2 separate regions of the Homo sapiens genome follow, and region 2 is linked to region 1. The links are chromatin loops, found by intact Hi-C in ENCODE. Cell type or tissue: GM12878. All regions are shown on one strand. Links, peaks and the distances in the headings refer to the core of each region. The heading gives the core; the rest is flanking DNA. Region 1 has its middle 220 kb from the start of KLHL4. Region 2 overlaps DACH2 (dachshund family transcription factor 2).

The links. Hi-C counts contacts between places; a loop is a spot of excess contacts. Peaks named below come from ENCODE experiments on the same cell type or tissue, not always from the same donor. Only the 100,000 strongest peaks of a DNase experiment are listed, where the experiment ranks them.
Region 2: it touches region 1 in a loop (9-fold over the local background); 8 of 110 quality-filtered maps call a loop at or near these places.

What each region holds. Positions count from the first base shown.
Region 1 is chrX:87,294,317-87,304,125 of GRCh38, forward strand. No RefSeq gene overlaps it. Among named protein-coding and RNA genes, the nearest start is that of KLHL4, 220 kb to the right of the region's middle. In GM12878, for the core only: a CTCF peak has its summit at 5,443 (motif pointing left); no DNase peak of the experiment used is centred there.
Region 2 is chrX:86,803,095-86,812,903 of GRCh38, forward strand. DACH2 (dachshund family transcription factor 2) reads left to right here. Exons shown (of 12, transcript NM_053281.3): 8 at 9,762-9,809. Among named protein-coding and RNA genes, the nearest start is that of DACH2, 660 kb to the left of the region's middle. RefSeq lists an enhancer at 2,112-2,637. In GM12878, for the core only: a CTCF peak has its summit at 3,884 (motif pointing right); a DNase peak (open chromatin) is centred at 3,899.

The DNA of each region.
Region 1 (9,809 bases), core at 732-8,731:
AATGGTAGTTCTGTTTTAAAATTTTTGAGGAACCTCTATCTATACTGGTTGTATCAATTTGCAACCCCTCCAACAGTGCACAAGGGGACTCTTCACTGCATCCTGGCCAATACTATTCTCTGTTTGGCAAGACAATTCTCTCTTGTCTGTTGGATAAAAGTCATTCTAACACATATAAGGTGATGTCTTACTGTGGTTTTTATTTGAAATTTTCTTGTGATTAGTGATGTTTAGCATTTTTTATATGCTCATTGACCATTTGTGTATCTTCTTTGGAGAAATGTCCAATCAGAGCCCTTGCTCATTTTTTAATTGGATTTTGTTTTTTGCTATTTAGTTTTACGAGTTTCTTATATATTTTGGATATTAACCAATTATCAGATATATGGTTGGCAAATATTTTCTCTCACTTCATATTTTCATTTTGTTTATTATTTTGTTCCTTATTTCCTTTTATTTGCAGAAGGCTTTAAATTTGATGTAGGCCCACTTATTTACTTTTGCTTATTTTTTTGCTTTTGCTTTTGGTGTTATATAAAAAAATCATTACACAAACCAATGTCAAAGAGATTTTTCTTTATATTTCCTCTAGAAATTGTACAGTTTCAGGTCTTAAATTTAAGCCATGAATCTATGTCAAGTTAGTATTTGTGAGTGGTGTAAGATATGGACTAAATCTCAGTCTTTTGCATGTGCATATTCCAAAGACCATTTATTTTCCAAAGATGATTTATTGAAAAGACAGTCATTTCTCCATTATGTATTCTTAGCATTCATGTCAGTATTAGTTGACTGTGTACACACGAGTTTATTTCAAATCTGTTCCATTGATTTAGGTGCCTGTTTTAGGCCAGTGTCATACTATTTTGATTGAAATAGCTTTGTAATATAGTTTGAAATAAGAAAGCATGATGCCTCTAAGTTTTCTTTTTTCAAGATTGTTTTGGCATTTTGAGGTCTTTTGTGGTTCTCTATGAATTTTAAGATTGATCTTTTCTATTCTTTGAAAAATGCCATTCTACTCATCTGACAAAGGGCTAATATCTAGAATCTACAATGAACTCAAACAAATTTACAAGAAAAAAACAGCCCCATCAAAAAGTGGGCAAAGGATATGAACAGACACTTCTCAAAAGAAGACATTTATGCAGCCAAAAGACACACAAAAAAATGCTCATAATCACTGGCCATCAGAGAAATGCAAATCAAAACCACAATGAAATACCATCTCACACCAGTTAGAATGGCAATCATTAAAAAGTCAGGAAACAACAGGTGCTGGAGAGGATGTGGAGAAATAGGAACACTTTTACACTGTTGGCGGGACTGTAAACTAGTTCAACCATTGTGGAAGTCAGTGTGTTATGTTAGAAATCCCTAGATTCCTCAGGGATCTAGAACTAGAAATACCATTTGACCCAGCCATCCCATTACTGGGTATATACCCAAAGGATTATAAATCATGCTGCTATAAAGACACATGCACACGTATGTTTATTGTGGCACTATTCACAATAGCAAAGACTTGGAACCAACCCAAATGTCCAACAATGATAGACTGGATTAAGAAAATGTGGCACATATACACCATAGAATACTATGCAGCCATAAAAAATGATGAGTTCATGTCCTTTGTAGGGACATGGATGAAGCTCAAAGCTATCATTCTCAGCAAACTATCGCAAGGACAAAAAACCAAACACCGCATGTTCTCACTCATAGGTGGGAATTGAACAATGAGAACACATGGACACAGGAAGGGGAACATCACACACTGGGGCCTGTTGTGGGGTGGGGGAAGGGGGGAGGGACAGCATTAGGAGATACACCTAATGTTAAATGACAAGTTAATGGGTTCAGCACACCAACGTGGCACATGTATACATATGTAACTAACCTGCACGTTGTGCACATGTACCCTAAAACTTAAAGTATAATAAAAAAAAGAAAAATGCCATTCTCTGTCATAATTCTGATAGGTATTACGTTGAATCTATAGATCACTTGGATAGCATGAACTTTTTTAAGATACTGATTTTCCTCGTCCATGAACACAGAATACTTTCATTTATTTATGTTTTCCTCAAATTATTTCATCAATGTCTTACAGTTTTCAGTGTAAAGAGCTTTTACTTCCTTGGTTTGTTTAATTTATTCTTATATATTTTATTTATGGTGCTTTGTAAATGAGATTGGTTTCTTTACTTCTTTTCCAGATAGTTTGTTGTTAATCTATACAAATCCAACTAATTTTGTGTGTTGATTTTGTGTCTTGCAACTGTACTAAATTTGTTATTAGCTCTGACAATTTTTTGGTAGAGTCTTTAGGGATATATATGTATGTGTGTGTGTGTGTGTATACACACACACATACATACTCACGTCATCTGGAAACAGAGAGAATTTTACTTTTTGCTTTCCAAATCAGGTGACTTTTTCTTGTCTAATTACTCTGGTTGGGACTTCCAATATTATGTTGAATAGAAGCGGTGAGAGTGGGCACCCTTGTCTTAATCCTGATCTTAAAGAAAAAGTGTTCAGATTTTCACCATTGAGTATCATGTTAACTGTGGGCTGAGTACACATGGCCTTTATTATGTTAATGTTGAAGATTAAAACACTCTTTATATGAATTTTATTAAAATTTTCTCTCATTAAATGTCATGTTTCTCATCTGCCATTTTTTAAATTTTGTTTGTAATGCTATTTGAACTGCTATTGTCATTGTATATATTAATTGCTTATTTATTCTTCAGTCTATTTGATAGCTTCTTATTTCACTATCCACAATGTAGTGATTCAGAGTTCAGCTTCTGGAGTCACACAGGCCATCATGTGCTAGCTGTGTGCTTTTAGAGTTACTTAACCATTTTGTTTCTCAATATCTTTATTCATAAAACTGGGATAATAATGATGATTACTTCCTAGGTTTAAGGTAGGATTAAGTGAGATAATGTATGTTGAGTGGTTTAAATGAATTATTATGTGTAAACTATTGAAAACAGGGCCTGATATAGAATGAATAATCAATTAATTCCAGCAACCACTTTACCTATCCATTTATACGCTAAATTACACAGTTTTAATTTTAATACTTTAAAAACACATTCTGATAAATGGTGTGTTATTTTCTCATTATGTTTGTTAAAGTATTTTTGTCTACTTTTGCCCTCTTACTCTGCTTGATGAATTTTAATTGTGATCATGTGTTTAAAAGGTCTCAACAATACATTATTTTGTTCTTTAGAATTGAATGATATTTGTTATTTATTTTGCATATTTTTATTTTTCAATAATTAAATGTATTTCAGTAAAGATTAATTGTTTCTTCATAGAAAGGTCTCACATTTCATGTTACAGTTATGTCGCTGTGTTTTCTCTATTAAATTAGTATATGGGATCTTATTTTTTGAATTATATTTTCTACTTATTTGAACCAGACGATAAAGAATGAAATCCTAGCTTTGCCACTTTCTAGCTGTGTAAACTGGAGCCAATTACCCAACCTTCCTATGCTTTGTTCTCTCAGATGTATAATGACAGATATATCAGGACCTATACTATAGAATTATTATAAGGATGGTTATGTAAATTTATTCAAATTATTGTATTTATTTTTTATCTGGTTCTCTTGAATTTTCTCTGTAGTAATTATATTTACTGCCAAAAATAAATGTGTTCCTCACTTTTCATGCTTGTGCACCTTATTTATTTTACATTCTTTACACCAATACTAGAATGCTCAAAATATTTTAACTAATAATGATTTAGGCCTATGACTTCTTTCTTTTTATATGATCACAGTGAATCTTGATCATGTCTGTTTGAGAGAGATGTGTTTTATCATACAGAAAAAATGCTTCCATTTCTATTTTCCTATGGGTTTTTATCAGAAATTGATAGTTCATTTTCTCAAATACCATTTCAGCATTTAGAAGAAAATTGCATGTGTGCATGCATGTGTGTGCTACTGCATTTGCTCTATTAAGGAAAGCCATTATAATAACAGATTGCTTTTGAACCATCCTCACATTTATGGAGTAAATTGTGTTTGATCATAGTGTATGGTTATTTTAATGCACTCATGAATTTCATTACTTAACAATTAAGGTTATTGTGTCCACCTCCATAAATCAATTTGGTTTTTAGATTTCATAATTATAGTTTCTTTATCAGGTTTTTGTATTAAGGTAGTATATTTGCCTTATAAATGAAATAGGAATTTTCCTTGTTTATCTTCTGGAAGAAAGTAAAATACACGTGAATCATTAGCCTCTGTAGCTTCGAGGGAACTCACCTATAAAATCAACTGGATCTGAAATATTTTGGAGTAGTATTTTTTTGACAAATTTTAACAATGTCTTTTGTTGCTATGTCTATTTTTATGCAATTTGGGTTAAGAAAGCTTCTTATAAAATTCATGTACTAAATGTGAAACCTATTAAACTAAGTTTATTCTTTGGATCCTTTTAAATACCCCCTGTATCTATAGTTACAGCCTCCCTCTAATTCCTAATATTGGCTGTCATGGATCCCCATCAGGAGATAAAACATTGGACTACATTTCCAGTCTTGGTGGTATGTTGGGATGTAGATGGCCACCTTAAAATGCTGCTGAAAATATTAGGATCAGAGGTGCCAGAGTCTACTGACAAAATATGCCTTTCTCTTCCTCTACATCAATAAATGCATACATCTACATATCCCCTGGTGTTTTACTTAAATTTTTGTGAGCTGGCAGAAAGATACACAGCTAGAAATTAGGGCCTTGCCTTTTTCCTGAATCTTGACATTCCAGTAGTGGAGGGTATGACGAGAAAGTAAAAGACATGTTTGTATTCTGGGTTCCTGTTCTGTCCTCCTCTTTCTTAGCTGCTTTCCAACAGGACTTGCCTTAGGTGATACAAGCTAATTCCATAAATAACAGCATGTCTACAAAAAGCCACTTTTTTTTTTCTTATTTTGTGTCCCCCCTTTAAAAGTCCTTTCAACTTTAATTACACTAATATAATCAAAATAGGTATATTTCTACATGACATCAGTCTTTTGAATAAAACCGAAGTACACAATACTACAAGGCATTTTCCGATATATTTATTCTCCTTGAGTTTGGGCCCTGCTACCAATTATATACATTGTTTTTCTTCAGTGAACTAGATAATGCAAAAAACAGTGCTTTATTTCTTGCTGGAATTAATAATGGTTATTGCAATGAGTGTTTCTAGTACTTTTTAGAATCTTCAAGCATATACAGAAATCACAAAAGTGTAAAAAACTTAATATACTTAATAGAAAAGTTGAAAATTTGTTTTATTATAATAATTTTCTCAAATATGTTTTACAATATTAATTCAGCAGTAAATGAAAATTTTTGCTAAGAGTAGTTCAGAATCGATTTCAGAAAAAATGTTTTAATCAAAGAAAATGTTATAGCGCACTCTAGTGGCACACTGTGTAATTTAGCACAAAGTAAAAGTCCTCCTGCTTATAATAAACTGACAGGTTATGCATAAGAGTAATTTATCTTACTGTAAAAATATAGCAATATTTTCCAATATATGAAGATATACTACAAGCATGCATGCTTCGTAGCCTGCCATTATTTTCTATGTACTTTTGTGAGATTTATCTACCATTTAATAGTCTACTGAAGCATACTTTTAATCACATTTGATATTTTTTATATTTAAAAATAATCTGACAGTTTGAATTGTTTATTTTTATATTTCTGATATGGAAGTTACCCATTAGTAGCTAATGTTTGTGAAACGAGTGGAATTTTTTTTTTTAATACTGCTATCCCTTTCCCAAAGTCAGAAGTGACTACATTGCAGTTTAGCTATGTTAAGCTCCTGGCATTAACCACATTGCAAGATTAAAGGCACAGTTCTCCAGATTTCCAAGTCTGACCAAAGCTTCTGACCCTAGCTGCAAGCAATTATGTAATCACCCAACTTCCTGTATCCTGCATAGGCAAAAACAATTCACCAAGAACATGCTACTGCAGTAAAGAAAGAGTTTAATTAATGTCAGGCTAGCCATGCAGTAGACTGAGATATTACTCAAGTCTCTCTCCCTGAGAACTCAGAGGCTAGGGTTTTTATAAATAATTTGGTGGGCAGGGGGCTAGGGAATGGGTGCTGCCAATTGCTTGGGAATTAAATGAGATTCTGGAACAGTCCTCGTGTGCTGAGTCCACCTCTGGATATGGGTCGCATGACTGCTTGAGTCATGAATCTCAGGTCTGGGTGGGGTAAGTTGGTTGCCAGAATGCCAAAATCTGAAGAACATCTCAAAAGGCCAATCTTAGATTCTATAATAGTGATGTTATCTATAGGAGCAATTAAGGAAGTCACAAAATTTTGTGACCTCTGAAGACATGACTCCTGAGTAGTAAGAGATTATAGAAACTATGCCTACATTTAAGCAGAATTCAGACTTTTCCTATAATTCGAATCTACCGATCTTTTGTTAGTTTTACAAAGGCAGTTTCAGTCCCCCAAAAATTAGTTTTAGGGACAGACTATTATTCTTCTTGCTTTAATGTTAAACTATAATCTAAATTCCTCCCATGGTTAGCTTGGCATACACCCAGGAATGAGTGAAGACTGAGCCAGTCTGTGAGGCTAGAAGCAAGATGGAGCCAGCCATATTAGATTTCTCTCACTGTCACAACCTTTGAAAAGATGGTTTTAATTAGGGGACAATGGCAAAGTTAGAGAAAGAGTTCACACAAAACTACCCTCACTTCTGACACCATGTATAAGTTTGGAGGTTTCCCAAAGCCATTCTCAGGTTTGATCATTCAATAGAAAGATTCACAGAACTCACTGAAAATTATACTCACAGTTATAGTTTACTAAGGGCAAGAGTACAGAAAATTCACCAAAGTAAGAGACACATCGGGCAACATCTGGGAGGGCTTCACATGCAAAGCTTCCATTGTTATCAGGATGTGTTACTTTCCTGTCATTAATGTGTGACAATACACACTGAATATGTCAACCACAAAGCACACCCGAACTTTGGTGTCCAGAATTTTTACTGAGTCTCCAGTAAGTAAGCATGATTGACTGATTGATTACTCCTGTGTTTGGAATTAGTCTCCAGCCTCTGTGATTTCTAGAGATCTTGCTGTTATCACGTGGTTGGAGAAACCCACTATAAGTCACCTCATTCCCATAAACTATCAGGTATGGTTCAAGGGGCCCCAAATAAATAACAAAGGCATTCCTATCTCTTGGGCTATTCTAAGTGTTTGGAGGTTACCTCCCAGGTCCCAAAGACAAAGGCAAGCACTCTCTTTGGAAAAAGCCATAAAAGAAATCACAGAATTGAGAAAAACCAAGGAGAAGAACTATTTGCTTCCTCTGTAGAAGACACTTTCATGAATGAATTTCATTATTGACACTTTCTACTAATTTTTTTCTTCTAATAAAAATGGGATACATGTGCAGAACGTGCAGGTTTATTATATAGGTATATGTGTGCCACAGTGGTTTGCTGCACCTATTGACCAGTCCTCTAGGTTCCCTCCCCGCACCCCCCACCCCCCAACACTCACTGGTGTGTACGTTGTTCCCCTCTCCGTGTCCATATGTTCTCATTGTTCAACTCCCACTTATGAGTGACAACATGCAGTTTTTGGTTTTCTGTTCCTGTGTTAGATTGCTGAGGATGATGGCTTCCAGCTTCACCTAAGTCCCTGCAAAGGATATGATCTTAATCTTTTTTATGGCTGCATAGTATTCCATGGTGTATATGTACAACATATTTTTTTATCCAGTCTATCATTGATGGACATTTGGGTTGGTTCCATATATGTGCTATTGTAAGTGGTGCTGCAATAAACATATATGTGCATGTGTCTTTATAGTAGAATGATTTATATTCCTTTGCGTATATACCCAGTAATGGGATTTCTGGGTCAAATGGTATTTCTGGTTCTAGATCCTTGAGGAATCACCACACTGTCTTCCACAATGGTTGAACTAATTACATTCTCATCAACAGCATAAAAGCGCTCCTATTTCTCCATAGCCACACCAGTATCTATTGTTTCCTGACTTTTTAATAATCACCATTCTGACTGGCATGAGATGGTATCTCATTGTGGTTTTGATTTGCATTTATCTGATGATCAGTGATGTTGAGCTTTTTTTCATATGTTTGTTAGCCACATAAATGTCTTCTTTTGAGAAGTGTCTGTTCATATTCTTTGCCCACTTTTTGATGGGGTTTGTTTTTTCTTGTAAATTTGTTTAAGTTCCTTTTGAATTCTGGATATTAGACCTTTGTCAGATGGGTAGATTGCAAAAGTTTTCTCCCATTCTGTAGGTTGCCTGTTCGCTGTGATGATAGTTTTCATTTGCTGTGCAGAAGCTCTTTAGTTTAATTAGATGCCATTTGTCAATTTTGGCTTTTGTTGCAATTCTGCTTTTGGCGTTTTTGTCATGAAGTCTTTGCCCATGCCTATGTACTGAATGGTACTGCCTAGGTTTTCTTCTATTGTTTTTATGGTTTTGGATTTTACATTAAAGTCTTTAATCCATCTTGAGTTAATTATTGTATAAGGTGTAAGAAAGGGGTCCAGTTTCAGTTTTCTGCATATGGCTAGCCAGTTTCCCCAGCAACATTTACTGAATAGGATATCTTTTTCCTACTGCTTGTTTTTGTCAAGTTTGTTGAAGATCAGATGGTTGTAGATGTGTGGTGTTATTTCTGAGGTTCCTGTTCTGCTCCATTGGTCTGTATGTCTGTTTTGGTACCAGTAACATGCTGTTTTGGTTACTGTAGCTTTGTAGTATTGCTTGAATTCAGGTAGTGTGATGCCTCCAGCTTCGTTCTTTTCGTTTAGAATTGTTTTGACTATATGGGGTCTTCTTTGATTCCATATGAAATTTAAAATAGTTTATTTCTTTTTTTTTAATTGTTACCCTTTTTTATTTTATTATTATTATACCTTAAGTTTTAGGGTACATGTGCACAATGTGCAGGTTAGTTACATATGTACACATGTGCCAGTTTATTTCTAATTCTGTGAAGAATGTCAATGGTAGTTTAATGGGAATAGCATTGAATCTATAAATTACTTTGGTCAGTGTGGCCATTTTCACGATATTGATTCTTCCTATCAATGAGGATGGAATGTTTTTCCATTTGTTTGCATCCTCTCTTATTTCCTTCAGGAGTGGTTTGTAGTTCTCCTCAAAGAGGTCCTTCACGTACCTTGTTAACTGTATTCCTACATATTTTATTCTCTTGGTAGTGATTCTGAATGGGAGTTCATTCATGATTTGGCTCTTTGCTTGTGTATTGTTAATGTAAAGGAATGCTTGTGATTTTTGCACATTGATTTTGTGTCCTGAGACTTTGCTGAAATTGCTTATCAGCTTAAGTAGTTTGGGGGCTGAGATGATGATGGGGTTTTCTAAATATAAAATCATGTCATCTGCAAATAGAGAAAATTTGACTTCCTCTCTTCCTATTTGAATACCCATTGTTTCTTTCTCTTGCCTGATTGCCCTGGCCAGAACTTCCAATACTATGTTGAATAGGAGTGGTGAGAAAGAGCATCCTTATTTTGTGCTGTTTTTCAAAGAGAATACTTCCAGCTTTTGCCCATTCAATATGACATTGGCTGTGGGTTTATCATAAGTAGCTCTTTTATTTTGAGATACATTCCATCAATACCTAGTTTATTGAGAGTTTTTAACAGGAAGGGATGTTGAACTTCATCAAAGGCCCTTTCTGCATCTATTGAGATAATCTTGTGGTTTTTGTCTTTGGTTCTGTTTATGTTATGGATT
Region 2 (9,809 bases), core at 839-8,838, 490 kb before region 1:
TTTGCAGATTTTAGATCAACTTCTAGTCTGTTTCTGGAACCTCAGCAGTTTTGTATTTCTAGGCTCTATAAAATATAGAGTTACTCCAAAAAATCAGTCAGGTCTGCTTTATCTCTGATATAACAATAGATCATCTCAGAGATTTTGGGAAACTATGTGTGTGGGAGAGAAAGGTTTATGCTTTAAATTTTTTTGCTCAGAGGACTATGCTATGTAGACAAGTTCAATAAATTTACACTAGACATTCTGTGACAACTATACAAGCTATTTTTCGAAATTGTAAAATTTCAGTTTGTCACAATATTTGTAGATTATAGTAATCATTTATTTTATTGGAGAGACTAAGAGTTGACCAGAAACTCTTTACCTCCATCCCCTTTCTTCCTTCATTCTACCACATATTTGTAAATAAATAAATACATAAATTATATATTCATGTACAATCTTGTCTTTTTGAATAAAAAAGAAATAGTGGAATCAATCTGATGATTCGAAATCTTACAGGGCTTTAAGGTTACCAGTGTACATATCAAATATCATTGCATATGTTATAGATAGACACATGATGGTGGCTATTCTAGATACTGAGGAGACAACAGTGAGCAAATAAAAATCAGAAAAAAGTCACTACCCTCAAAAAGATTCAATTGTACTGGAATAAAATATTTAATAAAATAAATAATTATATTATATTGTATATTAAATGGTGCTTAATTTTACAGAACAAAATAAATTGTCTCAATGAGGTAGAAATAGGGGTGCAGGTTGCAGTGTTAAATGGGATGGCCAGTATAGGTTTCACAAAGAAGATACCATTTGAGCAAATCATACAGGTGGCAATCTCAAGTGAAATGCATAAACACTCTAAAACACACCTTGTAAAGCATTTTGTTAGTTCTAAATTTTTATTTGACTTTTTTTCTTATTAAGCTTATTACATTCTCTACAGTTTGAATATCGCTTATCTGGAATGCTTCAGACCAGACATGTTTCCATTATTGGTCCATTCTTGCATTGCTATAACAAAACACCAGAAACTGAGTAATTTATAAAGCAAAGAGGTTTAATTGGATAATGGTTCTTCAGGCTGTACAGGAAATATGATACTGGCATCTGCTCAGCTTCTGAAGTGGCCTCAGGAAACTTTCAATCATGGCAGAAGGCAAAGGAGAAGCAAGCCTGTCTTGGCACACATGTTTAAATAACCAGATCTCATGAGAACTGACTCACTCACTATCATGAGAACCGCACCAGGAGATGGTGCTAGACCGTTCATGAGAACTTTCCCCCAGTGATCCAATCACCTCCCACCAGGCTGCATCTCCAACACTGGGGATGACAGTTTGACATGAAATGTAGGTAAGGACACAGATCCAAACCATATCATTCTGCCCTGACCCCTCCCAAATCACATGCCCTTCTCACATTTCAAAATACAATCATGCCTTCCCAACAGTACCCCAAAGTCTTAACTAATTCCATCATTAACTCAAAAGTTTGCAGTCCAAAGTCTTATCTGAGACAAGGCTAGTCCCTTCTGCCTATGACCCTGTAAAACAAAAACAAGTTAGTTACTTCCAAAAAACAATGAGGGTATAGGCATTGGGTAAATACTCCCATTCTGAAAGAAATTGTCCAGAAGAAATGGGCTACAGGCCCCATGCAAGTCTGAAACCTAGCAGCGCAGTCATTAAATCTTAAAGCTCCAAAAGAGTATCCTTTGACTTCATGTCTCACATCCAGGGCATACTAGTACAATAGGCTCCCAAGGCCTTGGGCAGATCTGCCCCTGTGCTTTGCAGGGTTCAACCTCCACGGTTACTCTCAAGGGCTAGTGTTGATTGCCTGTGGCTTTTCTAGGTTCATAGTGCAGGCTGTTGGTGAATCCATAAGTCTGGGTTCTGGAGGATGGTGGCCCCCTGTCACAGCTCCACTACTAGGCAGTGCCCCAATGGGGACTCTGTGTGGGGGCTCCAACTCCATATTTCCCTTCTGCTCTGCACTCGTAGAGGTTCTCCATGAGGGCTCCACCCCTGCCACAGGCTTCTGCCTGGGGAACCAGGCTTTTCCACACATTCTCTAAAATTTAGGCACAGGCTCCCAAGCCTCAGCTCTTGCACTCTGTGCTCCTGTAGGCTTAACACCACATGAAAGCGGCCAAGGCTTATGGCTTTTTCCTCTAAAGTATCAGTCCTGGGTCCCTTTTAGCCATGGCTGAAGGTGGAGTGCCTGGGATGCAGGGAGCAGTGTTCTGAGGCTACACAGGGCTGTGTGGCCCTGGGCCTGGCCCACGAAATCATGTTTTCCCTCCTAGGCCTCAAGGCCTGTGATGGAAGGGGCTGCCAGGAAGGTCCCTGAAATGCCTTTGAGGCATTTTCCCTATTGTCTTGGCTATTAACATTTAGCTCCTCTTTACTTATGCAAATTTCTTCAGCCCACTTGAATTCCTCACCAGAAAATGGGCTTTTTTTTTTTTCCTACACATGACCAGGCTGCAAATTTTCCAAACTTTTATGCCCTGCTCCCCTTTTAAACATAAGTTCCAGTATCAGGTCATTTGTTTGCTCACACATAAAAGCATACACTGTTACAAGCAGCCAGGCTACATCTTGAACACTTTGCTTTTTAGAAATTTCTTCTGGCAAATACCCTAAATCCTCACTCTCAAGTTCAAAGTTCCACAGATCCCTAGAGCAGGCACACAATGCAGCAAGGCTCTTTGCTAAAGCATAGCAAAAGTGACCTTTCCTCCAGTTTCCAATAAGTTTCTCATTTCCATCTGAGACCTCCTCAGTCTGGGCTTCGTTGTCCATATAACTATAAGCATTTTAGTCACAACAATTTAAAAAGTCTCTAGAAAGTTCCAAACCTTCCCTCATCTTCCTGTCTTTGACCTTCTATATTCCTCCAATCTCTTCCTGTTATCTAGTTCCAAAGCTGCTTCCACGTTTTTAGGTATCTTTATAGCAATACCCCACTTCTGGTACCAATTTTCTGCATTAGTCTGTTCTTGCACTGCTATAAAGAAATACTTGAGACTGGGTAACTTATAAAGAAAACAGGTTTAATTGGCTCACAGTTTCACAGGCTGTACAGGAATCGTGATGCTGGCACCTGCTTGGCTTCTGGGGAGGCCTCAGGGAACTTTCAATCATGGTAGAAGGCAAAGGGGAAGCAAGCATGTCTTATATGACCAGAGCAGGAGGAAGAGATAGATGGGGAGGTGTCATACACTTTTAAATAACCAGATCTCTTCACTCACTCACTGTCTTGAGAACTCCACTCCCACGATCCAATCACCTCACACCAGGCCTCATCTCCAACACTGAGGATTTTTGACGTGAGATTTGTGTAGTGACACAGGTCCAAACCATATCATTTTTAATTTTGGGTTTTTCAGATTTTGCAGTATTTGCATATACATAATTAAATATGTTGGGGATGGGACTCAGGTCTAAACATGAACTTAATTTACTTTTCATATACACCTTATAAACTTAGCCTGAAGGTAGTTTTATAAAATGTTTTTAATAACTTTGTGCATGAAACAAAGTTTTTATTGTATTTTGACTGTGATCTGTCACATTATGTCAGGTGTGGATTACTCCACTTGTGGCTTAATGTCTGAGCTCAAAAAGTTTTGAATTTTGAAGCATTTCAGATTTTAGATTTTCCAATAAGGGATCCTCAACCTGTAGAAGGGGAAATCTAGTTAACTGTCCTTTCATTGAGATTTTCCTATATGAAAAATAGGAAAGAACAGTGCTTCCCAACCAGTATTGACATTTGGCCAGATAATTCTTTGTTGGGAATCCAGTGGTGATCGGGGGTGAAGGGCTTTCTTTCCTATGCTTTGTGGGCGTTTTGCAACATCACTGGCCTCTACCACTAGATGTCAGCAGTATGTAGTCTTGACAATCAAACATGTCTGTAGCTATTGCCATATGTCCTCTGGGCAACAAAATTGCTCCTGGTTAAAAACCACTGACCTGTGTCTTCAGGCCTTCAATGACTTGGAAAGCAAAAGTGGGCTAATTTAAGGTGAAGCTGGGCTCATCCAGTTTTTACCTAGAGAAGGGTATTTCCAAACATTGTGTTTCATGAGGTGTTAATAGATGCTTAGGTTGTCAAATATATGACTATATACTCCTCTTTCACTTCTGTAAATTTTCAACTACCATTTATTTAATAAACATTTATATTGCATTTACTTTGGATCAGAAATTATTCTATCAATTTTGCTAATAGTAGTTCATTAATATTTATAACAGCCCTAAGAGGTAGGTGTTACTATTATCCTAACTTTATAGATAAAGAAACTGAGGCATAGAAAGGTTAAGCAACTTTCCCAGGGTTCTACAAATCATAGAGCAGGGATTCAAACCCAAGCAATCAGGCTCCAGTGTATTTTGCTCTTCATTATGCTCTCTGCTTCCTATCTTGACATATAACATATGTTAATATTTACTATTCGCATATTTTTTATTTTAAAAAATTCCACAGGATTTTGGGACACAGTTGGTATTTGGTCACAAGAGTAAGCTCTTTAGCGGTGATTTGTGAAATGGGGTCTGAGATGTTCTGCTCTAAAAGATTTAGCAAGTTAAAAATAAAGGAAAACTGTGCCCTGTGAAATATGAGTTTCAGATAAATGAGACACCAATTTTTAGTCTAAATCTGTCCTATGGAATATTTTGGACATAATTATATTAAACAATGATTTGCTGTTTATCTGAAATTCAAATTCCACAGAGCACCCTGTAATGTATCTAGCAATCCTAGCTTTAAGGAAAATTGTTAAATATTGTTTAGGCCTGTTTTCTCAACACTAATTTGAGCAACGAAGCTTTTCTTGTTAGAACACCTAATATCACGTGGAAGTTCTGTGGGGCTTTAGTCTAAGGACAGTGGGAATGCCTTTCAGCTAGAGAGTGAACAGATTATTAAGGGTTCATTCCAAAGTACAGTGATCTCTTCTTTGAACTCCTAGAGGCAAATAACAATCTATGCCACATGAACATGATTCAAGCTTAAGTGTCCACTGTTTTCCTAAATAATGTATCCGCTCCTTAATGACAAGAACTGGGTGTCATACTTCTTCCAAACCTTTTACTGGACATAATATTTGTTATTGGAATAACATTTTGTCTGAAAGATGACTGAATTCCAATACATGATTTATAAAGGAGCCTGTTATGTGAAATTGCTAATCTAAGGATCCACAGCAAATGAGCATAATTGGTTTTAGAGTATCTGTGTCACTTTCTCAGGCTGGTACGTCTTCATTCCTTTGCTACTAGCTTTCTGTTTTCATTTATCTGTATTATTTTTATTTCATCTCCTTAAAGAAATACAACAATTTGGGGATCAAGCTTTTCCACATTTGATGATGGCAATACTTGAGGAGTCATTGAAGCTATGTACACTTCCTTATATTCACACAAGTCACATTACACAGCAGTTGGTCATTTTATTGTTGTAATTGTTCCTCAGTTTGTTAGAGGGAAGCAGGTGTCTCACTTGTCCTGAATGTAATAATAATGACATTGCCAAAAAAAAAAAAAATGGGTCACCTGGGACAATAGTATTTAGGGAAAAGATCTCAAATAAAATAATAAAGTATAATTTACTTGATAACGAATAAAACTGATGACCTGGTAGGTAGCTACAATTTTCTACTGCTGAGTTAGTCAGCTGTGTTGTTTATATTCCTGTATCACAATCCTTAAAGCCCAGAGGAGACACACTCCATGCAAAATGGGAAAATAAGCATTAGAGTCATGTAGAGAGCCTCTAGCAGCCTGGACTTAATTTTCTGGGTGATTTTTCTATTTTGAGTATTCACTATATATTTATCTTTTTTTCCTACAAAAGTTCTTGTCAACTTTTATATCTATTCATCTGGGCTCTACGAAATAAGTTAAAATGGAGCTTATTCTCTAAGTGGATGCCCAAGTGCTATTACAAAGTATGGCAGGTTTAACAAACAGGCTTAATAAAAGTGGTTTCCACTTTGCTTTAATAAGTGAAGAGATCACTCATGTCCTTGACTAGATGGCAGTTCTCCTATTCTTACTTTGTAGTTTATACTATTATGTTCTATGTGCTGATAAAGGTTTTACTATTTACATTTTGAATACCAGCTTTTTAAATAAAAAAAATCAAAATCCTTTTTCCTGGGTTTAATAAGAGATGCTCTTATTTAACCAATAGCCTATGTTTCTAGAACTTGCCCATTTAAAATTGTATTGCCAATTAGGATTTTTCAACCCTATCTAGTAAACTCCTACATAACAGTGCACTTATTTAAATTCTGAGCAAAATTCAGATGCTGTTCAGATGTAAAAATATATTACAAGATTGAAATTGATTTCCAGTTCATTTACCATTCATTTTTGTAGCAAACGAGTTAAATAGGAAAAAAAAATCTGATGTATGGTTTGACAGTTTCCTCTTGCATACACTAAAACATAATACACTTCTACTGCTTTTGGGCTATTATGGACCTTAACATGCAATGTGACCTTGGTGTGAAAAGCATGTTTGGTTAGCACAGAAACTTAATCATAAGAAGTCATAAGTAGAATCCTTCTTCTTTATGGCCCTTTTTCTAGGACTAGGAAATTTATTGCTTGTGGGACAGGTAGGATATGAACAATGGGCCAAATAGAGTCCAGGGTTATCTCATCCATGTTAAAACTGCTGCTGAAAATCGATGTGACCTCTGCTACACTGTCATCCCAGTTCCCACCCTCTGTGTCCTATTTGTCTTTTGATAGAAGCTTAGATCCGTGTGCTGTCTCTATGTGTCTCTCTTGAGCCACATTATCAAAATGAATCATTGCCTGCATACCTCTTATATTTCTATTTATTCTCCTGGTGTTGACTAGGTCTGATGAAATATGATTCTTTTTGTATTTGATCCTCACTGCAGCAAGCAACACCTAATTCAGCTGTGTCTATCTCTTTAAAGAAGAGTAATACTATTTTGAAACTCCAATTTACTGTACAGCAACATTACAAACCATAGACCATGCAACCTGTCTTCATCGTCAATATAATTTTCCTTTCAGCCAATTTAATGGCATTTTTTTCATCTTCAAATAGAAGACTTCCAACAAATTTAATGTAGTTATAATTTTGTTTTCTGCATACTGAATGTATTGCTTTCCTTTTCAGCTATCTTGTTTGTAAAGCAATCCTCAGAGTCTCACCACTGAGGTTATACATATGTGTAGGTGATATGTAACAATGAATTCATTATTTTAAGAACTCTCTCCTTGACACAAAATATTTATTCAGGGAAATGATTATATTGTCTCTGAATCAGCAAGAAGTTAATGTTATAACTTCGTAGCACTTCATTTTATAATAGTAGCTTTTCCAGGCTACATAAATTAATACTTTAAGATTTATAAACATCAGTATAAAAGTACAGAACCTTTCCAGCTATTATAAATATTGATATATCATCATTATAAAGTCATTCCATCCACTTAATGCATTCACGTGGAGAAGAAAAAATACTACTTAAATGTAGACATCAAACAATGCAATTGAAGCATAACACTGTGGTTAATTGTTGAGAAATGTGCCTTAGAAACCTTAGATCTGCTGCCTAAGACATGTTTTAATAGTGTTTTTATGAGATAATACTTCAAAAGAAACCATGTAGCTGAATAAGGTCACAGAATTTGTGATAATGTGCTGATTCTCTCTGGAATAATTTACCTCTTCTAAACCTACCACTGACTTTATAAAAAAAAAAGTAGAGAGGCAAATGTCTTGTAAGAGTTTAGCGTTAATTTTAAATAGAGTTACGTAACTAGAGTATGAAAATAAACTACGAGTGAGTTGTAGAAAACATTTGCATCTGTGAACAAAATATTGTTTTCAAAGCTTTACTAAAAAATAATTCCTAGGAAGTTATTCTCATAGCTTTCTGTGCTAAAGAAAATTAATGGTATAGTTCATGCATTTTATTGAATTATTTAAGGTCAATAAACAAATGCTCTTTTTAATATTTGGATTCAAACAGTGTGAAACTGTTGACTCTAATATAATCATATAGCATTTTTTTAAATTGCTATTGGTTTGGAAAAATAAAAAATGTAAAGGTGATATATAGTAAGAGCCTTTTATTCAGAGATAGTACTAAATAATCTCACTGAAGTTTCCCACAAATGAATGGCACAACTTGCCACACAAGAAATTCCACAGCAAAAGGTAACTGTTAAATTAATGGGGCTCAAGACTCTGCACACTGCATATGTAGGCTGCTTGCAATAGGAAAATGAAGTCCATATTCCATACCTATAGGAACCAGAACCAATAGACATCTTTTTTTGTTTCCAAACCATGTGAAATTGGTTATGTCTAGATTTAAGCCAAGTCTTTTTTCTTGAGTGAGTCTCATTAGAATATATGGAGTCACTGAATGTTTTTTCTGACCAGAGAGATGCATACTTTTTAAACTTTGCCTGTGCTCTCTTGCTGAAATTAAGATACTCCAGTGAGCAGCATAACTGTTTGAGGTGCTATGATTCACCCCATCATGCACTGCTGATGAACTCAACTAAGAGTAACTGAATTTCTTTCGTTAACATCCCGAGATTACCTCTCTGTGGCAGTTTCTTTTTACATACGTAGTTACAGAAGAAAATTTATCTAATTCGTACAGGTCATATGAAAGACTGTCAGCCAGAATAACCAAGTATTCAGGGTTCTCAAAGTAGGAGGGGATTCCCTTTATAATTAGGTATATCTGTTTTAAAGCAAATATAAAACATATTTATAAACAAAAATTCTACTCATAGCTCTTTATAGAGTAATGAGAATATTGAAGAATACAACATAAAAATAAAAGAGAGAATAGATGTAACTTGTGATTTTATGTCATACGTGTTATTTTCTGATAAGGGATATTCCATGAAATAAAAAGTAACACTGGAAACAATCCAAATAGTCATCAACTAGAAAATGTTTAAACGCAAGCTAGTATATTCATGAAACAAAATACTATTCAGCAATAAAAATAAACTACTGATACCTGCCACAACATGGATAAGCTTAAAAAACATGCTAAGAGAAAGAAGCCAGGCACAAAAAAACCATGTATCGTAGGATTCTATTTATATGAAACATTCAGAAAAGGCAAATCTTTGGAGATAAGGCAGATTAATGGTTTTTAGGGGCTGAGGTGGGAAAGAAGATTAACTGTAAATGGACATGAGGAGTCTTTATAGGGGAAATTAAGATGTTCTAAAATAGGTTTGTGGTAATGATTAGACAACTCTAGAAATTTACTAAAAATGAAGTGTATACTTAAAATAGGTGAATTTTATTGTATGTAAATTATTTTTTGATAAAGCTGTTAAAATAATCAAGATAAATAAATTGATTGATTAATAGATTTAGAGAGGAAAAAATAAAATGTTGCTTGTTTTTCCAGGAAGTGATCTGAATATTTAATTTATAGATATTCATAAGCACATATTGTCAATTGTATGTATCTTAAGTTTTTTCTCCAGATTTCATACCTCTTTAGCCATAAGCATTGTTTCAGTTTCACAAGTTCTTTACTGAAATATTTATTTTTTGAAATTAGAGGCAGCTGGAGAATAAATATGACTTCTAATTATGAGAATGTCAGTCATTTAGTTTTAGAAACAAAATCTTTATAGATGCTTAGTAGAGGTGGCTTAGTGAGACTTTTGAGCTCTTAATCTGTGAACCTTCTGATACTAATTTTGTTTTTGCAGAAGAGGTACCAGTTCAAATTCCAATAATGAAGTCACCCTTGGACAAGA